Linked DNA regions of Homo sapiens: region 2 is linked to region 1. Evidence: read pairs that join two places in POLR2A ChIA-PET (ENCODE). Cell type or tissue: GM12878. All regions are shown on one strand. Links, peaks and the distances in the headings refer to the core of each region. The heading gives the core; the rest is flanking DNA.

Region 1 (11,333 bases), core at 3,255-8,254:
TTTCAAAACATATATATATATATGTACACATAACTTTTATAATTAGAAAAATAAGCCATAAAATTGTAGAGGCAAAAACACAGAATCATCTGACCAGCAGTGTGAAGAATGAATTGGAGGTAAACTACTGTGGCAGGAGTTACAGAAGCTTGCTAAGGTCAATATACTTGCCTGAGTAAGAAACTATAAGGTGAGACATTACAGTGACTTAAACTAAGGCAGAAGTGGTCACAATGGGAAGAATGGGATTCATATGTAAGAGATAGATTCAAAATTAAAGTTGACAGATTGGAGTCGTGGCAGGAGATTGGAGAGGGGATGAGAGAGTGGAAGGAGAGGTTTTGGACTTGAGCATCCGGTTGAATAACCATACTTTTCAGTAAATTATTCAAATATAAGATGAAAAATACAACTTAGGCGAGGGAGCTGTGGATGTCTGAGGGATTTCAATGTTAAGATCATCCACAGTCAATGTGAGCTATGGAGTGTGGCAGAGTCAAAATTTCATGGGTTTTGGACTAAGACATTACTGGTTTTAAATGTTATTACTGCTGCTTACCAATCATGTTACAAAACCTATGGGCCAAATACTTCTCTCAGCTGAAATTTCTCATATTAAAATCAAGATAATAAAATTATAATGATAATAATAACATCTGCCTTATAGTATTGCTTGAGGAATAAGTGCCTAGTAAACCTGCAATTTAATTGTAAAATTATTATAGGCAATTATTATTATTATTGCTTGCTGTGTTTTGTTAGGCAGGTTAGTCAATTTCTATAAGCCTCAATTTTCTGTAAAATGAGGATAATAAAAATCTACCACACAACCTTAAAGTGAGCGTTAAGTGAGATACTGCATAGTCTAATGCCTGGTGTATAGTAGTTGTTAACAACAATGGTACCAATTTGTTTTTATTATTTGTCATCATCATTCCTATTATAATGTGTTCAAACATATTAGTAACCAAAGTATGAAAATTAAAATAAACACTGAAATGTTATCAAGTTCACTGAATTTTTTATATTTTAATTGGATATAGCCATTTTTATAGTATCTAAGCCTTTTTCTCAATGTTTCTAAGTCTCCATTTTTATTAATTTGTAAAAATTTCTCTATATTAGCTTTTGTCTATAATAGTTAATATTTTGCAGTTCTTAGCTACCTTTTATTTTTGAATTTTCTTTATGATTTTTAGTGGACATAATGTGGGTTTATAAAATATTCTTTTGTGATTAAAAAATTCAATAAATTAGGTATAAAAGGAATGCTCCTTAATATAACAGAGGCCATATATGGCAAACCCACAGCTAACATCATACTTAATGGTGAAAATGTGAAGGCTTTTCCTCTAAGGTCAAAAACAAGACAAGAACGCCCATTTTCACCACTTCTGTTCAACATAGTACTATAAATTATAACTAGAGCAATTAAGCAAGAGAATGAAATAAAAGCCATCAAAATAGGAAAGGATGAAGTAAAATTGTTTCTATTTGCTGACATGATCTTCTATATAGAAAATCCTAAAGACTCCACCTAACTCGAAAGTGCTGTTAAAACTGATAAATTCAGTAAAGTTGCAGGATACAAAATTAATATTATGTTTATATACTAACAACAATCTGTCAAAGAAAAAATAAGAAAAAAGTCCACTTACAATACCATCAAGTAGAATAAAATAGTTATGAGCAAATTTAACTAAGTAATTTAACCCCAAAATGCAGTTAGTGAAAGCAAAAACGAGATAGGATTGCCTCAAACAAAAACCTTCTACAAAGCAAAGGAAACAACAGAGTGAAGAGACAACCCATAGATGGGGAGAAAATGTTTGCAAATCATATATTGGATAAGGGGTTATTATTCAAAATATACAGGAAACTCAAACTACTCAATGACAAGAAAACAAATAACCCCATTAAAAATGGGCAAAGAACTTGAATAGACAGTTCCCAAAAGAAGACATACAAATGAGATGAATAGATAAAGTGGAAAAATGTTCAAGATAGCTAATTATCAAAAAAATACAAATTAAAACTATAAGAAGATATCACCTCACATCTGTCAGACTGGCTATTATCAAAAAGATGAAAGGTAAATGTTGACCAGGATTTGAAGAAAAGGGAACACTTTTACACTGTTGATGGTATTGTAAATTAGTATAGTCATTTTGAAAAACATTATGGAAGTTCCTGAAAAAAAACTAAATAAAGAATTACCATATGATCCAGCAATCTCATTACTGGATATATACCAAAGGAATTGAAATCAGTATGGGAAAGAGATGTATGCACCCCCATGTTCATTGCAACATTATTCACCATAGCTAAGATATGGAAAAACCCAAATATCCATCAAATGATTAACTTTTTTTTTAATGTGGCATATATACACAATGGAATTGTGCTATTCAGCTTCAAAAAAAAAAAAAGCCACAGGAAAATACATGTCATCATTTGTGACAACTAGATGAACCCAGAAGACATTATGTTAAGCTAAATAAGCCAGGCACAGAGAGACAATCACTATATAAGCTCACTGACACAGTTATTGCTAACAATGTTGTCAATAGGTTCTTGGAAACTGCAACTTTTAAGTGAAACAACATGTAACAAAACCAATTTTACTATAGATTAATTGATATAAGCAAGACTTAGGTTAAGCTTCAAAAGAAAGACCAAAACACTTATAATATTAAGAATTAAAATAAATGTGAACTATATATACATTTAAGAAAGATTAATAAAAAACAAGTAAGATAATTATTACCTGTTTATTCCAGTTCAGGGATGAGGGTGGACGGAGCCTCTCCCAGCAGCTCAGGGCACAGGGCGGGACCTAACCTTGGGCAGGAGGCCATTCCATCGCAGTACGCACTCACACACACACCCACACTCAGACTGGGACAATTTAGACCCACCAATTAACCGAATGTTCACATCTTTGGATATGGGAGGAAACAAGAGTACTTGAAGAAAACCCACACAGACATGGAGATAACATGCAAACTCACTCCACGCAGACAGACAGTGGCCCCAGTCAAGAATATATTTTTTTTTTCTCTCATCAACATTATAATGAAACAACATGGAAAAAAAATGCTATTTCAGGGCCTGCTGTATGTGGAATCTAAAAATGTTGAACTTACAGAAGTTGAGAGTGGAATGGTGGTTACCAGAGGCTGGGGTTACGGGTAGATACAGTAAGGGGAAAAGTTGGTCAACACATACAAAGTTACGCTTAGGAGGATGAGGTCTGGAGGTCTGGTGACCTATCGCACAGCAGGAGGGCTACAGTTAATAATAATGTATATTTCAAAATAGCTAAAAGAGAGGATTTTAAATGTTCTCACCACAAAGAAATGGTAGATATTCGAAGTGATGGATATGCTAATTAGCCAGATTTGATCATTCCATAATGTATACAGGTATTGTACTGCATGCATATACACATATTTTCTTTTGTTGTTGTTGTTGTTGTTGTTGTTGTTGTTGTTGTTGTTGTTGTTTAAGACAAGGTCTACTCTGTTGCCCAGGCTTGAGTGCAGTGGCATGATCTTGGCTCACTGCAGTCTCTATATTCCAGGCTGAATCGGTCTTGCCACTTTAGCCTCCCAAGTAGCTGGGACATAGGCATTTGTCACCAGGCTAATTTTTGTTGTTGTTGTTGTTTGTTTTTTTTTTGATAGAGAAGAAGTTTCACCATGTTATCCAGGCTGGTCTCAAACTATACAATTATTATTTGTCAATTAAAAATTTAAAAAGATAACCACAAAAAAGGTAATCATGTATGTCACTGTTTTTCTTTGAGACCTTCTATTATGTTTATGCTTGGTCTATCCTCCATACCTACGATATCCTTATACACCCCTAATCTTGATAGTCTTTACAATTTAATTATCAGCTATAATATTTAAACCATGTGAACTTTGTTGCATTATGCCAGGTGATATTTTTCACTTAAAATTTTTTCAGCTAACCAATTTTCTCAATACCGTTTGTTTTCAAAACATCCATTCCTCTCTCCATTTATGTGTGAAGGTTCTTTTATAAATTACTAAGTTTTTATATGAGAATGTATTTCTGAGCATTCAATTTGGTTTTCACAATTCTACAAATGACACACACTGTTTTTAAAATTACTACATTTTAAGTGGCTGGGAGGTTAATCCCATGTCCCTAAGCCCCCCAAATCCCTCTTTTTAAACTTTCCTTAGATAATATTGGCTGTGTTTATTTTGAAATTAAATCTTCAATCATATTATTAAGGTCTAGGGTGATATCTAATTCCCAATTTCATACTTGATAGCTTTACAGCTCTTAATTTGAAAAGAATTAGCATCTTAATATTATTCAATCTTTCCTTCCAGGAACATGATATATTTTTCCATGTCTTCTATAATTCTCACAATATTTCTGATATTTACTCTTTGTAGACTCAACCTTTTAATTAGGTCATTCCTTAGTATGGTTTTGTTATTTTGTGAATAAGGTCTAGCTTTTTTCAACTATATCCTTAAATAGTTATTGCTATCCTTCAGAAGAAACGCTTCTAGTTTTCTTATTGATCAGTCTATTGAAATTATGTCTGCACTACTAAATGATTTAGTTAGTGTTCCCTGATTCTTGTGCATTTTGATAATTTCACAATCTTTTAAAAATTTATAACAAGAGTTAAAATTTTATATCTGCTATAGGTCTTCAGATTTCTGGTACAGTATGACATTAAGTAATACTTCTGTATATTTGTCTCCAGTTCAGGGTTGCGGGTGGATAGAGCCTCAATTTTGAGTTTGTACTTCAATAACACAACTTCAACAAAGTTTTACAGTGAAAGACATATTTTTCAAGGAAAAAATGTGAAGCAACATTCAAAATAATACTTATTAAGTTTTGTGGTTCACAAAGGAAGTCTTCTATCTAATCAAGATTCCTTATTTCTCTTAAATCAACGAAACTTTCCTTTGCTCAGCTACACACAAATGAATCAGAGGCAGGATTCGTACCTGCCACTTCAAATGATGCCAACATTATTGTCCAGAGTGATTGTCATGACCTACCAGGAGGTACTCTATTCCTCCTAGGAGCCAAATCCCACACAACAACCTTCAAGACTCAACTCCTCTAGGAAAATGCTCTCATGTCAGGATGGCTTTATTCTGTCATTTCCTTCACTCTTGCAAATCTGCAACTCCTCCCTTGACGTTCCTTTGCCTTTTCCCATTTATAATATAATACTCTCAAATATTTTCTTTTTATACATTGAGAATCATAATAGACATTGTTATAATTTTGCTTCAAGGTCAAACATATTTTGGAAAACTCAAAAGAAGAAGGAATATCTATTGTATTTTACCCATATTTTTGCTCTTTCCTTTGTTCTTTTTTCATTATGTTCCAAAATTCCTTCTTTTTTCATTTCTTTTGTTTAGAGTACTTCCTTTAGTCATTTTCTTAGGGTAAGTCTGCTGGCAACACATTCTTTTAGTTGACTCTGGAGCCTCAATGTTATCTAAGTAGTCCAGGTTCTAGGAATGTATCTCCAAAAAAGGAGTCCTATTTCAATTATAAATCTTATATGTGGGTTGTGAAGTGGTGAGTTGTGATATCAGAACTGAAACTACCCAGTTCTTTCAAAGCATCCTACATAATAAAGGGCTATTGTTGAGGCATATGTGGTTTGTGGTACCTGATTCTATACTGGGATTTTACCTTTTACGCATATGGAAGTGATAGAAACAAAATTAGCACAGCACTTCACTGAGAATGAAACAGGAGAGTGAGAAAACATTACTAACACACTTTTCAAAGGCTGTTGAGACTTTAGTCTTTTCAGTATTACTAAAATTATAAAAAAAAGAATTGTGATTTTAACTGTAGGTGTTTAGATCAAAGATCAAATGGAGTTAAGGCTCAAAGTTAAATGTTTATATTGAGGTGGTGGGTAACCATGGCCTTAAGAAGTGCTGGGGAAAAAATATCAGCACATCTTAATAGGACAAACTATTGATCTTAAAAATATCACCAACTATTTCACTAATCTTTCTCTGTCATTGTGTGAGATGCTACAAAGGAAAAAAATGAATGCAGAGCTAGACACTCCTTAGAATCCTTCCATCCTATCTGAATTGCAAAGAAAGGCAGTGAAAATTTCAGGAAGTGATGCCACAAGAAGGGTGATGTTCCTGAGCCTTTTGAAGTCACAAAAACAGTGTAGGCTGGATCCTCATTTTCAGACTTCACAGCACAGCATATGCCCAATTGACAGCCTCTGGGCACATCCACAAGACACAAAAGCCAGTGTTCTGTTTAATGCACTGTCTAGAATATCTGGTGTTTCTTGAAAGACTGCACAAAGCAGCTAGAACAAGTAATGGCAGCACCTCTAGTCTGAGCAGTTCTGTCTACCAACTTTGCTAACGACTGTCTCTTTGGCTCATTAAATTATTCTGTCTGAGTTTCACTGGGAAGGTACAAAGTCATACGTGCTTGTACTTCTCATGACCCTGCAAGAACTCTTTCATTAAAAAATCAAGGTGGAAAACCAGCATTATTAGATTAATAGACTATGCAGTGGCCCTAAGAGGAATAAGTAATTATGTTAAGTAATCCATATCAACTTAAACTTAAAAAAAAAAAAAAAAGCCCACAAGTGGGAACGTGCCAAAACCCTACAAGTGAGAACTTGCCAAAAACCCTATTGTGAATGGTACAAATAATAAATCAATTTTTGGTAAGCTTGTTTAATCACCATTTGCTTAAAAAAGTAATATATATTAATTATTTTCTGTCCTGTTGTGAGAACAACTAATTATCAGGAAATTCAAGAAGGCTGAATGCTTGTGGGCTTTTTAAAATAAAACTAAATGTTATTATAAATGTAATATAACAAAAATAAATTAAAATGTGTTAAAAATATTCAGCACACCCAAACAATATGGTTAGCATTTTGGCATACTTCCTTCATTTTTTCCCCTGAAGCAATATACATCCAATTTTGCACTTCAAATTTACTTGACATTAAATAGTAAATGTTATCTCACATAGATACATAAACCCATAATAATTATTTATAATAACTATTATGTCCATTTAGTAAATGAAACATAAGTTGCTTAATTAGTTATTCTTTAATTTGTGGTATAAAGGTTTATATTTTTTACAATTATGTTTTTAAAATATTTAATGCATTACTTCAAGAATATAATTTCTTCCATATGTTGAATAATTTGCTTGAAAAATAGTCCCAGAAGTGGAATAACTATGTTCAACATTATGAAGATTTTAAAAAATAATTTGAATGTATTGCATAATTTACTTTTGATTACTTTTTATTATAAAACTGTGTATCCATGCTGATTTTAAAAGTTTTGAAACTCTATGAACTATGAAATAAGAAAATACTTGCAATCTCCTAGCCCACAAATGAAATTAATTTATTTTGATAGATATAATTTTATTTTTTTCTGTGAAGATATGTCTTCTTTCAAAACTGAGATGATATACTCAATTTAGTCATCTACATTCTATTATTTTCATTATGATGAATATTTTCAATATAATCAAAAAAGTCTTAGAAATATAATTTAATTACTGATTCCACATGTGAATTGATATGGTTTGGCCGTGTTCCCACCCAAATCTCACCTTGAATTGTAATAATCCCCATGTATCAAGGGCAGGGCCAGGTAGAGATAACTGAATCATGGGGGCAGTTTCCCCCATACTGTTCTTGTGGTAGTCAGTAAGTCTCATGAGATCTGATGGTTCTATAAAGGCAAAAGCTCTCTTGCCTGCTGCCATGGAAGATGTGCCTTTGCTCTTCCTTTGCCTTCTGCCATGATTGTGAAGCCCCCACCTCAGCCATGTGGAACTGTGAGTCTATCAAACCTCTTTCCTTTATAAATTACCCAGTCTCAGGTAAGTCTTTATTAGCAGCATGAGAACAGACTAAAACATGAATAGAGTACATTTAATCACACCCTTATCATTAAATATTTAGGTTATTTTGAATTATTTTCAAAGTGTTATGTAAAATTATGTGATGAAGTTTTTCTCACATAAATCTTGGACAATATCACTTGACGAAAAAGTCTTAGGCTTCTTAAACTGAAAAATCACATTTTAAGACTATTGCAAGATTTCCCAATTTATTTTTTAAAACCATTCGTTTCTAAAGTTGCAACACAATTTGAAACAGAAAAAAAAATGTGCTGTCACTATATGGACTTCCTAAAATCTTTGATAATTATTCTTTAAAATTGGATCTATCATAGAATAACCACAATTATATAATAATTTGTCATCAAAATAAAATATCTAGATTAGTTTGCTAGGCAGTTTAGTGTCTGGAGAAGCTAAGCAAAATATTGTAAGATTTAGTTTGAGCCATAATTTTTTTAAAAGAACAAAAGGATGTTTGCTTGGTTCAAAAAAAAAATCTGTGGAAGATTTAGTAGAGGCCCTTAACTACAAAGATGCCCACGAGCAGCTCTGCAGTGCTAATGAGAAGGGAGACAGAGATAGGTATAGGAGAGAGGAGGGAAGAATAGATTTGGGTTGAATTTAGAGATTCTTTTTATTATGTGAGCACATTAGAATTTTACACAAAAGAAGGAGGAAAATTATACTTTTTACATAAGGATTTAAATTTAAGGTATAGAACTCTAACATTTCAGGCAACGGTTGGTGGAAATATTTTGGAATATTGTGTAGGTCTTCTTATCACTCAAACTCCTTCCATATTCTTGATATTTTAACTGACAGTCATTATCAATAACTGTGAATCTTCCTTTTCTATTAATGTAAGTAGTATACACACATACATACATACAGAAAAGGAAGAGAGACAGAATATAACATAGATTTTGAGCCAGGCATGGTGGCTCACACCTGTAATCCTAGCACTTTGGAAGGCCAAGGTGGTTGGATCACCTGAGGTCAGGAGTTCAAGACAAGCCTGGCCAACATGGTGAAACCCCGTCTCTACTAAAAATGCAAAAAATTAGCCAGATGTGATGGTGCATGCCTGTAATCCCAGCTACTGAGGAGGCTGAGGCAGGAGAATCACTTGAACCTGGGAGGTGGAGGTTGCAGTGAGCCGAGATCGCACCATTGCACTCCAGCCTAGGCGACAAGAGAAAAACTCCATCTCGAAAATAAATTAAAAAAAACAGATTTTGATCTTGGTGCTAAAATGAATATGCATTATAGGTTATCAAAAGTATCTCCTATCTAAACTCTAAAATACAAAATTAAGCTATGTTTTTATGGAATGGATGGTGTTAATGATTGTTATAGTTAGAATTCTTTAGCAGTTCTTTTGCTAAATACTAATGTTGGCCCAACTCTTCCACAATTTAGAATAGAATTATGGATTCCATAGTAGCATCCACAACAAAAACTCAAGGAACCTCACTTCCACCAAAAAAAAAAAAAAAGAAAATGAAAACAGATCAAAGCTCCTTAATGAAGGAAAGGGGAGGGACTGTAGAGAATGAGGAAGATCTTTTGTGGTTCCTAAGCTCCTCAGTCCAACTCTTGTGTCATCGCAGGACATAAAAACTACCAATTGCCCACCCAGATTTTATAAAAAGTAATGCTTGATGGGGACTGAGCCTGCACTAGAGTCCATTTGTCCTAACTTACTTACTAATACTATTTTTATTCCATCAGGTTAACTTTGAGTCACAGTACACTGGTCATTTGCAGATTCTACTACATCATTCAGAATGATTCAAGGATTTAAGGATTGAATCATTCAAGGATTATCAGTGACCACTTAGAAGCCATAAGATAAGAGATAGATAAATGACAGATATAGATAGATAGATAGATAGATAGATAGATAGATAATTGATAAATAGATGCTTTTACAAAATACAAACTTCAATTAAACTTCTAAATTGCAAAAAAAAAAAAAAATTCACTTGCCGAATACCACTCAATCAAAGTTTTTTGAGAAGTAAAATATATGACTGTGGTTTTTAGAAGAAAAGTAAAAATGATGATGTATCACAAACATCAGATAAAGGAATGGAATCCCTGCTGTTTCCATCAGTTGTCTGTCTCCTAAAGAAACAATATTATCCAAGTACCTTGCACACTGCTGGTTCACAAGGGTGGAAGCCTGGAGAACCTTTTATCTTGGAATTAACAAATAACAAAACTACAGTCTTTCTTATTTTTAAAATATAGCCTCAAATTCATGATAAAACTCCTTGATTCATTTCACTCATTTATTTGAAATTAAAAACAGATACAACATACAAAAGCATTGTATATTTTCAGTCAAATTTTGCAGGCTTTGGGAGATTGCACTATGACTTTTATTTAAATTAATTTGTGTTGACTTTAGAAATATCTATTCTTACAAGGCATCTTTTAACTTCTACTAATTTTTCTGTGGCATATTCTTCCTGTGCCTTGAATTCACCATATTCATTATATTTTCCTCAGTATCCTTATTTAATGAGTTTAAACCACTTAGGGATATTACTTCAAAGTATTAAATGATGAGAGATACAGCATATAGAAGTCTCCCTTCATTTGGTACCAACGTGAAAGCAAAAGGATTTATAATTTAGATTCTCTAAGCATTTTTTTAGCTGTCAATGATTATTAGGCCTTATACTCATCAATAAAACCAAAGAGGTAGTAATCAATGATAGTGAGCACCAGAATTCTGGTAGCTTAGCAATGCAAGCGCTTCAGAAGTAAGTTATTATAGCCAACTAATTCCAAAGTTTACAAAGTTGTTGTAAAGAAAATTGGCACTTGAAGTGGACTACAGTGAAAACAATCACAGAAGTTCATGGTTTACCAAAAGTTCTAGTAGGTTTTAGTTGTTGAACCTTAAATATGCAATTAAAAAAATAATCATAGAACAACACTACTTGAATAACTGGTGATTTGTCCATTGCAAGCATAAGAAATAAGATGGGGGCTGGGCGCTGTGGCTCACGCCTGTAATCCCAGCATTTTAGGAGGCTGAGGCGGGCAGATCATTTGAGGTCAGGAGTTTGAGACCAGCCTGACCATTATGGTGAAACCTCATCTCTACCAAAAATACAAAAAATTAGTGGGGCATGGTGATGTACACCTGCAATCCCAGCTACTTAGGAGGCTGAAGCAGGAGAATCGCTTGAACCCAGAAGGCCGAAGTTGCAGTGAGCCAAGATCGCGTCACTGCACACTACAGCCCGGCAACAGCGTGTGACTAAAAAAAAAAAAAGAAAGCAGATGTGTCTACAGTTGGCAGAAGAGTTTGTTTTATACAGATTATAAAATATTATGAGATTTATGATTATAAAGAAATTAATGCCTCTTTTAGGACA
Region 2 (11,333 bases), core at 2,884-7,883, 200 kb before region 1:
GGCATTCTTCCCTTGCCAGTTGAATGCTCCTTGAAGGTCATATACCTGTTAAACTCCACCATTTTGCCTTTTAGTGCACATGCTTGAGCCCACTCGCCCAAATCCTGAGACCTTATCAGGAAGCTGCTGATTACCAGTTTCAGATTATTTTCTACTGGGAGACTGCTCTTCCCTGGCTCTGGCTGGGACCAATTATTATTAGTGAAGCAGCTACATTGTCTGAGGTATATACCCTGGGGTTCGTTGTCCCAGTCAGGAAAATGTAGGACATGGACACACAGGAGGAGTTTAGGAGTAGAGCTTTAACAGGGAGAAGAGAAGAGAAAGAGAAACAGCTTTATAGAGAAAGGGATCTCCAAGCAGAAAGGACCGGCTGGCGGCAGATGTGCCAAATTTTATAGTCAGGTTTGAGGAGGCGGTGTCTTATTTAAGTAGAGCTCACATATTGGTTCAATCAGGTATGACGTTTACATAGCGCCCGGGGAAGGCTGGTCGCCCCATTCTAATCTTATTATGCACACAGGCTTTCCAGTTGATCGCTGCCATCTTCAAAATGTCTAGGCCCTAGTTCCTGCCGGCATTCACCCGTGCAAGCTCCCAGCTTGCTTGTCTGTCTGCAGCTTGACTTTACAGGGCGTTCTTTGTTAGAAAATGATTTGGGGCTGCTTTTCATTAAAGAGAAAAGACTTACCGAGGACTCCTATACCCTTACCATCTGCCTAAGTGATTTCTTCTTAACTCTTGTATCATCAGGACCGCCTGACCACCATCTGATGATCGCTTGACATTCCTGGTGGGGGAGGGGAGCCCTCTGCTACCCTGCTCATGCCTGACTAGCTACATACTCTAACATAATGAGGCATTTCAGACCTCCCTGCCTATCATGGCGAGAACTTTGTTTTTCGGGTTTCTCTGGGGTCCCCTTGGCCAAGGTGGGGGTTCTGTTCAGTCAGTTGTGGGACTTAGGATTTTGTTTTCAGTTACATTCCCAACCCAGAAAACTTTTCCACAAAGGTAGAAAGAAACAGCTGTGCTGGCCGGGCGCAGTGGCTCACACCTGTAATCCCAGCACTTTGGGAGGCGCAGGCGGGTGGATCACAAGGTCATGAGTTAGAGACCAGCCTGGCCAATGTGGTGAAACCCTGTCTCTACTAAAAAAAAAAATACAAAAATTAGCCGGGCGTGGTGGCACGTGCCTGTAATCTCAGCTACTCGGGAGGCTGAGACAGAAGAATTGTTTGAACCCGGGAGGCGGAGGTTGCAGTGAGCTGAGATTGTGCCACTGCACTCCAGCCTGGTGACAGAGCGAGACTCCATCGCAAAAGAAAAGGAACAGCTGTGCTATATAAAAATCATTAAACCGGAATGCGATTTGCATCACAGGGAATTCTTTAAAAAGATTTCAAAGTCAACAAGAAATCCCACCCTTTTCTATAGCCAGCAAACACAACCAATTACGTGCACATGCTCAGGATAAAAAATAAGTGGTCCTCAAGAAGACTTGACAGCACAATTTGTCACACATAGTTCATCCTAAATTTACCTGCTGATTGGGTTGTAAGCTAATTGGCTTTATCCAAAAGCTAAGTAAACTTTTCATTGTTTCTGTCATAGAAGGTGGTTTTGGTGCCCAACATTTTAGGCTCCTGTGCGCCCATGCAAACTGGAAGATAGGGGCGCTGTCTTCCTTGATGACTGCATTTTAAAGAGCTGGCTCCCAGGCCCTTGATAAGTCATTCCTGAGTTTTAAAGCTTCCTGGGTCGTAGAGACTTAGCTTTAGCTTTTAAAATGATTTAAATAAATTTCAAAGCGACAGAGAAAGAACTCAGAATCACAAGTTTTCAAAAGTAAATGGTTTGAGAAAACAGAGACAGGGTAAGATGAGGGTAGTTTCAAGGGAGTCTCTTTTCTTCAACAGGGAGAATTAAGTGAACTGTTTTTCATCTGCATTTGCCCTTCCGCTATCTGTACTGCCAATACTGGAAATGCAGAAATTATATAGGAGTATGCTACCTCTTTGCCTTTCTGTTAAAAGGATCTTCTAATGAAGATGTTGAAGATGAAGATAATGCAATGCTTGCACAATACTATTACTTTACATTCTGGAGTGTTATTCAGGTATCAAAGGGCTAGTTTGTATAAAAATTTATTGGCTCCTCACAACAACCCTATGAAATAGATACAACTACCTTCCCTTTGATATCATTTGTACCCATTATGATGCAAAAATAGAGAAGTAAAGACATGCCCGAGAGGTGGAGCCAGGAGTTCAACTCAAGGAGATCGATTTCTTAGTTCCAATAAGCTGCTTCCACAGTTGCCAGTTTCTCTGGTGGCTACAGAAAGCTGTTGTGCCACTTGGCTCACAGGACCAGATCCTGGTATAGGTTTTTTTCCTCAACAGCCTGTATCTGTGGAGTATATGAAGCCAGATTTAGATCCATTTCCATGTCTCCTTGCCTCTTTCCCTTCCTGTCTTCTCTGGTTTTCCTGGTCTCAGGAAACACAATATACTAATTTCATGCCATGATTTTACTTACACAAGATTGGCTTCGTGGTTCCACATCTCTGCTATGAGTTGTGGTTCTCAAGGGTCCTGTTTATCTTCTTTGACTCTCCCAATCCAAACTTCCTACCCATTATAAATATTCTCATCTGCCACCTGCTACAGTCCTCATCCAAACTCTCCTGTTAACCTGCACAGTGGGGAGGTATGCTGGAAGAAAAGAACAATTAAATAAACAAATAGGGTCACTTTTTAAGCAGCAGTTTACATTCCTTCCTTCTCCTTTCATACATATATATTATTTGTCTTCCTCTTCTTCTAAGGAGAAGAGGGCTTAAGGAAAATACAATTACTTTTTTTCTCTAGAGGATTCTTTTGGTATTTAAAATAAAGTTCTGGTATTTCAAATGAAGTGGGAATACTTTTGCTTTCCTAGCATGAACAGTTCTTAATGACTCTTCAAACATTTCACCTCTACCATATGTACAGTATGAAGGTAAGAGATAACTGTGGAATTGTATGTGTGAAGAAATAAAATCTCAATTGCATATACATAGAGACCTGTGAAATCTAACTAGCCATCTGTTTCATACTACTCAAGAGATTCTAGAGTTTCTTACATTCCTCAGATTTTGATTTATGTTTATTGAATCATGAATTATACTTCTGCAAATTATCCCAGGTTTTTCCCAATGCTTATATCAGTGAATATATAGTCACAGAGGGAAACTAGAGATTTATGCATGCTTGTATGGTCTACTGTTAAGATATATGTGACATCTTAAACTTTGCTACTTTGCTCCTCCAGTGGATAATTTTAAAAATTCTTGCATATTGGTAACATGATTTATAATAATTTTAGTTCTAAGAAATAAGTATTTAATGGACAACACAGACATTACTAAATGTATAATGGGGTGGGGGGGTAACTAAGGCCCCAGAGGTAATATGATATGGCTACAGCAGTTCAGAGTTCCCGAAGCTAGAAAATTGCCTTATTTCTCTACTTTATAATTTCTTTCACTCTGTAAGAGCTGTGAAGAAAAAAGGTGAAGATCCGTGGGTAAGAGAACGTGAGTGAATTTCAGTGTTGCTAACTATAGCACCAGAAAATAGACATTTGAAAAGCTCAGCCACTCCTCACTTCAATCCACCTTCCACACGGTTACCAAATTATCTTCCTGATTAACCACCGTGGTTCTGTTGCATCCCAGAATCCTTGTGTGGATTTCTATAGCCTGTACAATGAGGTCCTAAGCAAGCATGGAATGGCAAGCCTTCTAAAATTCTTCCCTTATCCTTCTGGCACTTAAAACACTGCCTTTTCACTGTAATCATTTGCCCTCTGTTTATTTCCCCTGTTTAGTTTAAACACTTGGGAAGCAGGACCTGCTCAGATCCAGCATGGTGCCAGCACGTTGTAGGCCTTTGCTAAAAGCATGGTGAATGGATGAATGAATAAATCAGTGAGTCGATTTATATACTGACTTTTATTAACTATGACAGATGTATAATAAAAGCTTTTTCCCTAAACTGTTTAAGGAGATGCCTGTGGCCTATATATTGAGTGACAGAAGGGCCAACCTTTTTGGTAACAAACTAGGCAAAAGAATGAGACAAGATATGCAACTTACTCGTTTAGAATAGGCTTATTACAATAGCAATCATGAAAAAAATAATAGTGCTTACTTACTATTTATTAAGTGCCTACAATGTGCTAAGGTGTTATTTTGAATGTTTTAAATACATGTGTATATATAAATATGTATGTATACACAGACTTCTGCACACACATGTACATAATGCCACAACACTATGGGGAAAGAGGTATAGTCTGCATTTTATGGATGACAAAACCGAGTCTCCCAGAAGTTAAATAACTTACTCACCCATTACCACTCGGGAGAGAAGAAATTTTTAATGTGATAAAATTAGTAAGTTCACATGCCATAACAGAGCTGTGTTTTACCAGAGGACAGATTTACTTATCTATTTAACAACTTTTATTGAGGTCCTACAGTATTCTAGCAGCTATGCTAGTTGAAGGGATATGATGTTGACAAAATAGTGATCAAATTTCTACCTGCACAATGTTGACTATTCCCATGATAGTTATACTAAAAGTCCAGACTCTACCACTATGCAATATATGCAAGAAATCTGCACTTATACCCTCTAAATCTATAAAAAATAATAAATAAATACACAAGTTTAAAAAAAAAAAAGACTGCTATACCTGCAAAAATCACTGGGACTTAGAGTAGCCATGATTGTTTCTTCTTGCCTTCCAACCATGATAAGTAGACCTGGAAAAGGACTGTCTTCTAGGAGTAGATGCCATCCGTATCTCTCTTTCTTTTCCATTTCCTTTACACATGCCACTTCTTTGCTAAGTTAAACAAGATGTGATTTGCAAAACCGAGTCCCTTAGATTCAAGTGTGTTAGAAGCAGGAGGCTTCATTTTGGACTCAGGGCCTTATTAGAGTTTTTCAACTCCGCTTTATATATATATACGTATATATACGTATATATATACGTATATGTATAATTGTAAAATATACACAACATTAAATGTATCTTCTCAATAATTTTTAAGCGTACAGTTCAGTGGCATTAAGCACACTCACATTGTTGTGCAGTCATCACCCATCCGTGACCAGAGCTCTTTTCATGTTGTGAAACTGAAACTCTATGCGTTCAACAATAGCTCCCCAAGCTCACTTTCCCCCAGCTCCTGGCAGCCACCATTCTACCCTCGGTCTCTAAGAATTTGACTACTCTACTTATCAACAAAACTATTATAGGAAAGTCATCTGTCAGTGAACACTAGTGGTTTATTTGGCTGTTGTCAAATCTTTGAGATGTTTCCCATTGGGAATCAGTTGCCTCAAAGGGGTGGGAGGTGTGAGCAGTGGTTAGAATGCAGGCCTTGAAGGTGGGTCCCTGCCTATAATGCCATCATCATAGCACCAGAATGGAAACTCTGATTCCATACCAATATTGATAGAATTGGTTTCAGACCTATCAGACTGATGCAAGCCAGGGCTTGAGTCAATATAAAGTTGTCTTCTTTTGGGGTGCTCATCTATTTTGAGCAGATTTTTCTTGAATAAGCCCAATTTGATCTTCAAAAGACCAACCCTTCTGCCACTCTCTGTGGGCCACAGGCACACTCCCAAAGAATATATAGCTGGGGGAGGGAAGCATATTTTAATTATGAAGTCGACCCAAAGCATATATATGCATTGATTCATTGATTTCTTTTTTATACCTGCAACACCATGTGAAAAGTTCATGAGTAACTCAGCAACCTTTAGATCATTTTTTTTCCTCCTGAAGACAATCTCACTTACTTCCTCTTATTCTCTAGAACTAATGATGTGACCTGATCTCTTTATGACATTTTTTATTAAATTTAACTATAAAAATTTCAAATGTTAATGGCTGTGACCCTGTAGATTTTTCTCTCCTTCACAACGCTGATAGAAATGTAACTTTTCATTCAGGGAATCTATATTTCTGCTCTGCCTCTCAGTGTTTAAGCCAGCTGCCCACTGTGCTAAGTCAACCTTCCCAGAAGCTAATCTGTCATTCTCAAGTGGCCTTGCTTCTGAAATTGGTTTGATGCTCTAGCAGTAAAGAGCCCCAGTGGTAGTGCAAGCTGTACAGTTTAACAACCACTTGGGGTGGGGCTTGTCCGATTGCCATGGAAACTATGACTTTGTATGTCTGCTCTGGAGACAAGAAAGACAAATGACTTGTGTATTAATCTATTGAGGATGTGAGGATCCCAGATAAAATGAGTCCTACAGAACACGGAGAAGGTTCTATAAATTAATGGTGTGGGTTTTTGGGTTTTGGTTTTAGGTTTTAATATGTCGATGTCAATGAAGGGTCAAAAGAATTATGTCTCCACCTGATAGCTTTCCTGGAGAAGTATTTGCTTTATATTTTTATAAAAACTCTTTGATTTTAGCCATAAATGTAAAAGATAAACATAACATTCTGCAAGACCTTCACCACTCCAGGTGATATGTGGCTGTTGAAGGAAGGTACTGCACATTTACATAACAAAATGAGGCTATTAGGGGACAAGTCACTTGTTTATTTAAGAGAACGAAGGGCAGGACAATTATATTAACATGATTCTCATAGGAATGCACATTGTCAATGTTAACAAATGGTTTTAAGCTAAAGCCCCCGGTACATGGTATGTGGTTTAATTTTAGTTGTATAAACATTAGAGCAATCTAAAGTTTAAATTACATTTTGGTTATACTTTAGACTCCATTATCCAGGAAAATGTAATTTTAGCCTCTATAAATATGAACAAAAATCAAATCTAATGATTGCTTTCATATTTATAACATCCTTTCCTAAGTTCACATTGCCCAGCTAAGACAACACAGTAGAACAAATGTAAAGAGCAACTAATTAGATCTTACCCATTTTCCAGTTTATGTTTAGATTTAGTCTTCTAAGTGTTTTCAGAAAGTAGTATCAGAAAAATGTAAACAACAAAAAACTGAAGATCTCTGCATCTTTTTGTATGTATATGTTTTTCCAATAAAATGTAAATAATAATCAGGATTTTTTTCAGGCCCCTTTTAAAACAATATTTTATGTTATAAAATCTTAATGTTGTTTCTCTATTATTTCAATCACTATTTAAGTAGATACTGAAGTACTAGGTAAATGTTTTTGTTTTGTTTGTTATTTATATTGTATTTTAATTTTTAAGCCAATATTATTGAAATATAATTTTCCCTTTGAGATGTATAGTTCCAGGAATTTCGACCAATGCCCATAGTCATGTATCCAGCAACATTAACATATGGAATATTTGCATGGTGCCAAAATGTTTCTTTGTGCCTCTTTGTAGTCAATTCCTTTTCCCAACTCCCAGTCCCTGGCAATAACTTGCATCGTTTTTATCTTTGGCTGTTATTGAAGGGAGTGTTGTGGTCAGTAGATTGCAGGCCTGGAAAGTAGCATATAGGAGAGCACATAAATGATTTTTGTATCCTACATTTTTCTGACACTCTTACCACATTGTACTGCAAAGCAGTTTAAACTTCCTAACCCTAGTTTCTCTAGGAGACTGCCTACTGCCTAACGTGTGCCTTTTGACCTAACTTCACTTGTGTTACCTTACGCATGTCATTTAACTTTGTTGTCATTATCTTATATGAGATCAATTACTAAGTGATATCTACAATTTAAAAGTGTTTAATTTTAATTTAATGTAGAATCTAATTTTTAAAGGAAATTCTAAAAGTTGTGTAGGTTGTTTTTCCTCTACCTACCACAATGCAATTTAAAAAAAAAAATAACAAAATGTTGCTTATTTTCTTTGTGTCTTCATCTCCAAAATGTTCTCTTCACAGTAATGCACACAAGCTAGTTCTGAGTAATCAATTTTTTAAACAATATTACAAATCTATTTTTAAGTACAAAAGTATTGTAATTGGGCTAAAAAACAAATAGCACACTGTAAATGCTAAAAATCAAAGTGCCTGTCTCACCCTTTCTTACCTTCCACCCCTAGACGATACAAATGTTAAGAGTTCAACAAGCATTCTGCCAGCCTTTCCGTTTATAAATAACATTTTTAAATAAAAACAATGCAAAAATGAGAGAGAAATCTATAAATTGCTGTTTATCACAAATATCTTTCCGTGTCAGTAATATAACTTCCTTTATTCTCCACTGGATAGTTTTCCACAGTAAAGTTTCATCATAATTAACATTGAAGCAGTGATGAACATGCAGTTTGCTTCAATTTTTTCTCATATGTATATCTTGCATATATTTATCACAAATATACATATATTTTTCTCATATATACATATATAGTTGTACAATTACATGACTATTTCTTATAGTAAAGATTTCAGGAGGTAAGATTGTTGGGACAAATTATCTGTGCATTTGAAATGTTGATAGCACTATCCAATTGCCATCCAAAACGAATATTCATTATACTCCCATTGATAGTGTGAGAGTTCCCGCTTTCTCATACCCTCACCACAAAGGATATCATCAATTCTTTTAATTATAGTCAGTCTGATAGGGAAAATATAGTGCATCATTGTTATTTAAAGTTATAGTTTCCTCATTAGTGAGTTTGAGCATCTGTTTAGAAGTTTGTTAGAGATTTATATTTACTCTTCTGTGAAGGTTCAGGATATAGTCAGTGCCTGGTTATGTTGCTTGGGTTGTCAGTCTTTTTACCATTGATGTGAAGGATCACTTTGCATTTTAGGCAAATTAGCTCTAAATTTTAAACTGCAAATTGCAATTTAAAATTTATTTTATTTTATTTTATTTTAGAGACAGGATCTTGCTCTATCACTCAGGCTGGAATGCAGTAGTGTGATTATAGTTCACTGCAGCCTCAAACTCCTGGGCTCCAGCCATCCCCCAGCCTCAGCCTCTCATGTAGGCAGCACTACGGGTGTGCATCACCATGCCCAGCTCATTGCAAATATTTTCTCTGAATTTACCTTTATCTTTAACTTTATTCAAGTATCAAAGACTGAATTGTTCATGTTTTTTCAAGAATAGTGGTTCCCAAATCATCTACAGATTAGGTTTACCAAGGAGCTTTTATAAAAAGACTACAGTCTGAGCCCCCACATATTTAGGTTTAATTGACTGAGGTGACATTGAAACATAGTCCCGCAGGAGATACTAAACTGTGGACAGGGTTGAGAACTTCTTATTGGGCATACAAATCACTTGGGGATTTGGTTAAAGCACAGGTGCTAGAGTGAAGACTGAGAGCTGATACTTCTAATTTACTCTAGGAGATGTGCATGCTACTGATCTATAGCACATACTTTGAATAGCAAGGATTTAGAGTGTCTGATTTTGGTTTTTGCTTAAGAAGACTTTCCTTACTTTGGATTATAAAACGTTTTTTCTTCTATGTTTTGTTCTAGTATGTTCTATCATTTTAATTGAAATTATAAATACTCACTTTATTTTCTAAGAATAAATTAGGAATCTAATTCTATTCTTTTAAATCAAACTCCAACCAATTACACCCCATTGATTAGGTACATGTAAAAATTTTGATATAATTTCAGAGTAACATAATATATTTGTATTGTTCTTTTAAACGTCTTCAGAAAATTCACATATTGACAAAAGTAGAATATTTTTAAAATAATATAAATAAATTTTAAAATCATAAAATTCATCTTTCTGTCCATTTGATCTTTAAATTTCAAATATGTTTATGCTAACAATGTAAATACGACTTAAAATTAAAAACCAAATTCCTGAAAAAGAAGAATGGAGGATGTGATCAGTATGTTAGTTTCCATCTTTATCAATGTTTGTGGACACTCCATAGGATACAGCAACAACCTCAGTCTGTAACAGTAATTTGGTAGGAGGAATGCTATTGTTTGGAAGAATATACTACCAACATAAACTAGCTTCTGCTAAGCTCAGGGTACAAAATCTTTCTTTTAACATTGTAATAAAACGCCTACAGAACTGAGGATTTTCAAATACCTGTATGAGGATGTTGATGATGTTGATATCTACAAGGTAAACAATGGGGGTGTTTTATGCAAAGATAATTTAAGGTACTCAATTCATGCAAGAATGTAAAGAAAAATTCAAGTGTGCAAGAGTTTAACCCAAGCTGATAAGTCAGGAGTATAAAAAGAAATGAAAACTGAAATAAGAAAGTCTTATAACTTTCATTAAATTATCTCACTATGTAAATACTTTTTCTAAAGAGATAAATGATTACTGAATAAATGAGCTGTACCCCAGAATAAATTTTACTAATTTAGCCTCGCTACTTTCCATTATGATATCCTAGTAGAAATAAATTTTCGTTGAATAATCTAGCCCTTGGGAACTCAATAGATACGTATCTTTTTCTCTGTGAAGTCACAGCTCATTTAATGAAATTGGCCACCAACGCCCAGTTACATCTTTCATGCATTTTTAATGAAATGTAATTTCTTGAGCTAGAGATTCAAAGAATCTCGTTTTGCATCTAAAATTATGTTCTTCAAAGTTTTGGTAGCTAAATCGGAAAGTTCTATAGCCCAAGATTCTTGTTATTAAAAGAACAATGACTTTGAATTGCCAGTGCAAATATATATTTTTTCTGCTGAACTAGAAATATCATTCTTTAAAAAGCCATGAAAAATAAAAGTCAATGCTGAAGGTATTTTATTATATATAACCTTTAGTTAATAAGAAACCAATGTTTGTTTTGCTAAAACATAAAGTCCAAATTTCGTGATTGTTTTGCTTGTTTGTTTAATAGCAAACATTGAAAGACAAAATACATTTTTAGGATCAAAACATGTCTACCCGCTCTATATACTAGGTCATGCACAAATTGTTTTTCTAAAGGTATCAATTATCCCTTCTTAAAAACTTACGTGTGAGAGTTAATCTTAAAAGTCAATGTTAAAAGCGTTTTTTTTTTTTAATTCTATATTGCTTTTTCCTGTAGGGTTACTGATAACTAATATCAACGGAGAATATCGTTATATTAGGCTGGTGCAAAAGTAATTGCAGTAAAAAAAAAAAAAAAAAAAAGGTAAAAACCGCAATTACTTTTGCACCAACCTAATAACTCTCAGATGTTCTTAAATTATTAAGTACCTTTTCTCTCAAGTTGTCTTAGGTATGGTTAGATTAAATACACATCACCAAAGTGTATAGCTATAGTGTATTTTATATACCCAAGTGTTTGTCTTCAGAGCAGTCCTCAGAGAAAACTGCCATCATCTGTATTGAACATGTGTTCTCTAGTCCTTCCATATTGGTTAATGATTATATATTTGTGT

The links. Peaks named below come from ENCODE experiments on the same cell type or tissue, not always from the same donor. Only the 100,000 strongest peaks of a DNase experiment are listed, where the experiment ranks them.
Region 2: POLR2A ChIA-PET joins it to region 1 with 6 read pairs; 3 of 35 experiments call an interaction of 5 or more read pairs at or near these places.

Annotation. Positions count from the first base shown.
Region 1 is chr4:172,745,422-172,756,754 of GRCh38, forward strand. The region is part of intron 5 of GALNTL6 (polypeptide N-acetylgalactosaminyltransferase like 6); the gene reads left to right. Among named protein-coding and RNA genes, the nearest start is that of GALNTL6-AS1, 24 kb to the left of the region's middle. In GM12878, for the core only: no CTCF peak of the experiment used is centred there; a DNase peak (open chromatin) is centred at 5,650.
Region 2 is chr4:172,541,776-172,553,108 of GRCh38, forward strand. The region is part of intron 5 of GALNTL6 (polypeptide N-acetylgalactosaminyltransferase like 6); the gene reads left to right. Among named protein-coding and RNA genes, the nearest start is that of GALNTL6-AS1, 180 kb to the right of the region's middle. In GM12878, for the core only: no CTCF peak of the experiment used is centred there; a DNase peak (open chromatin) is centred at 5,236.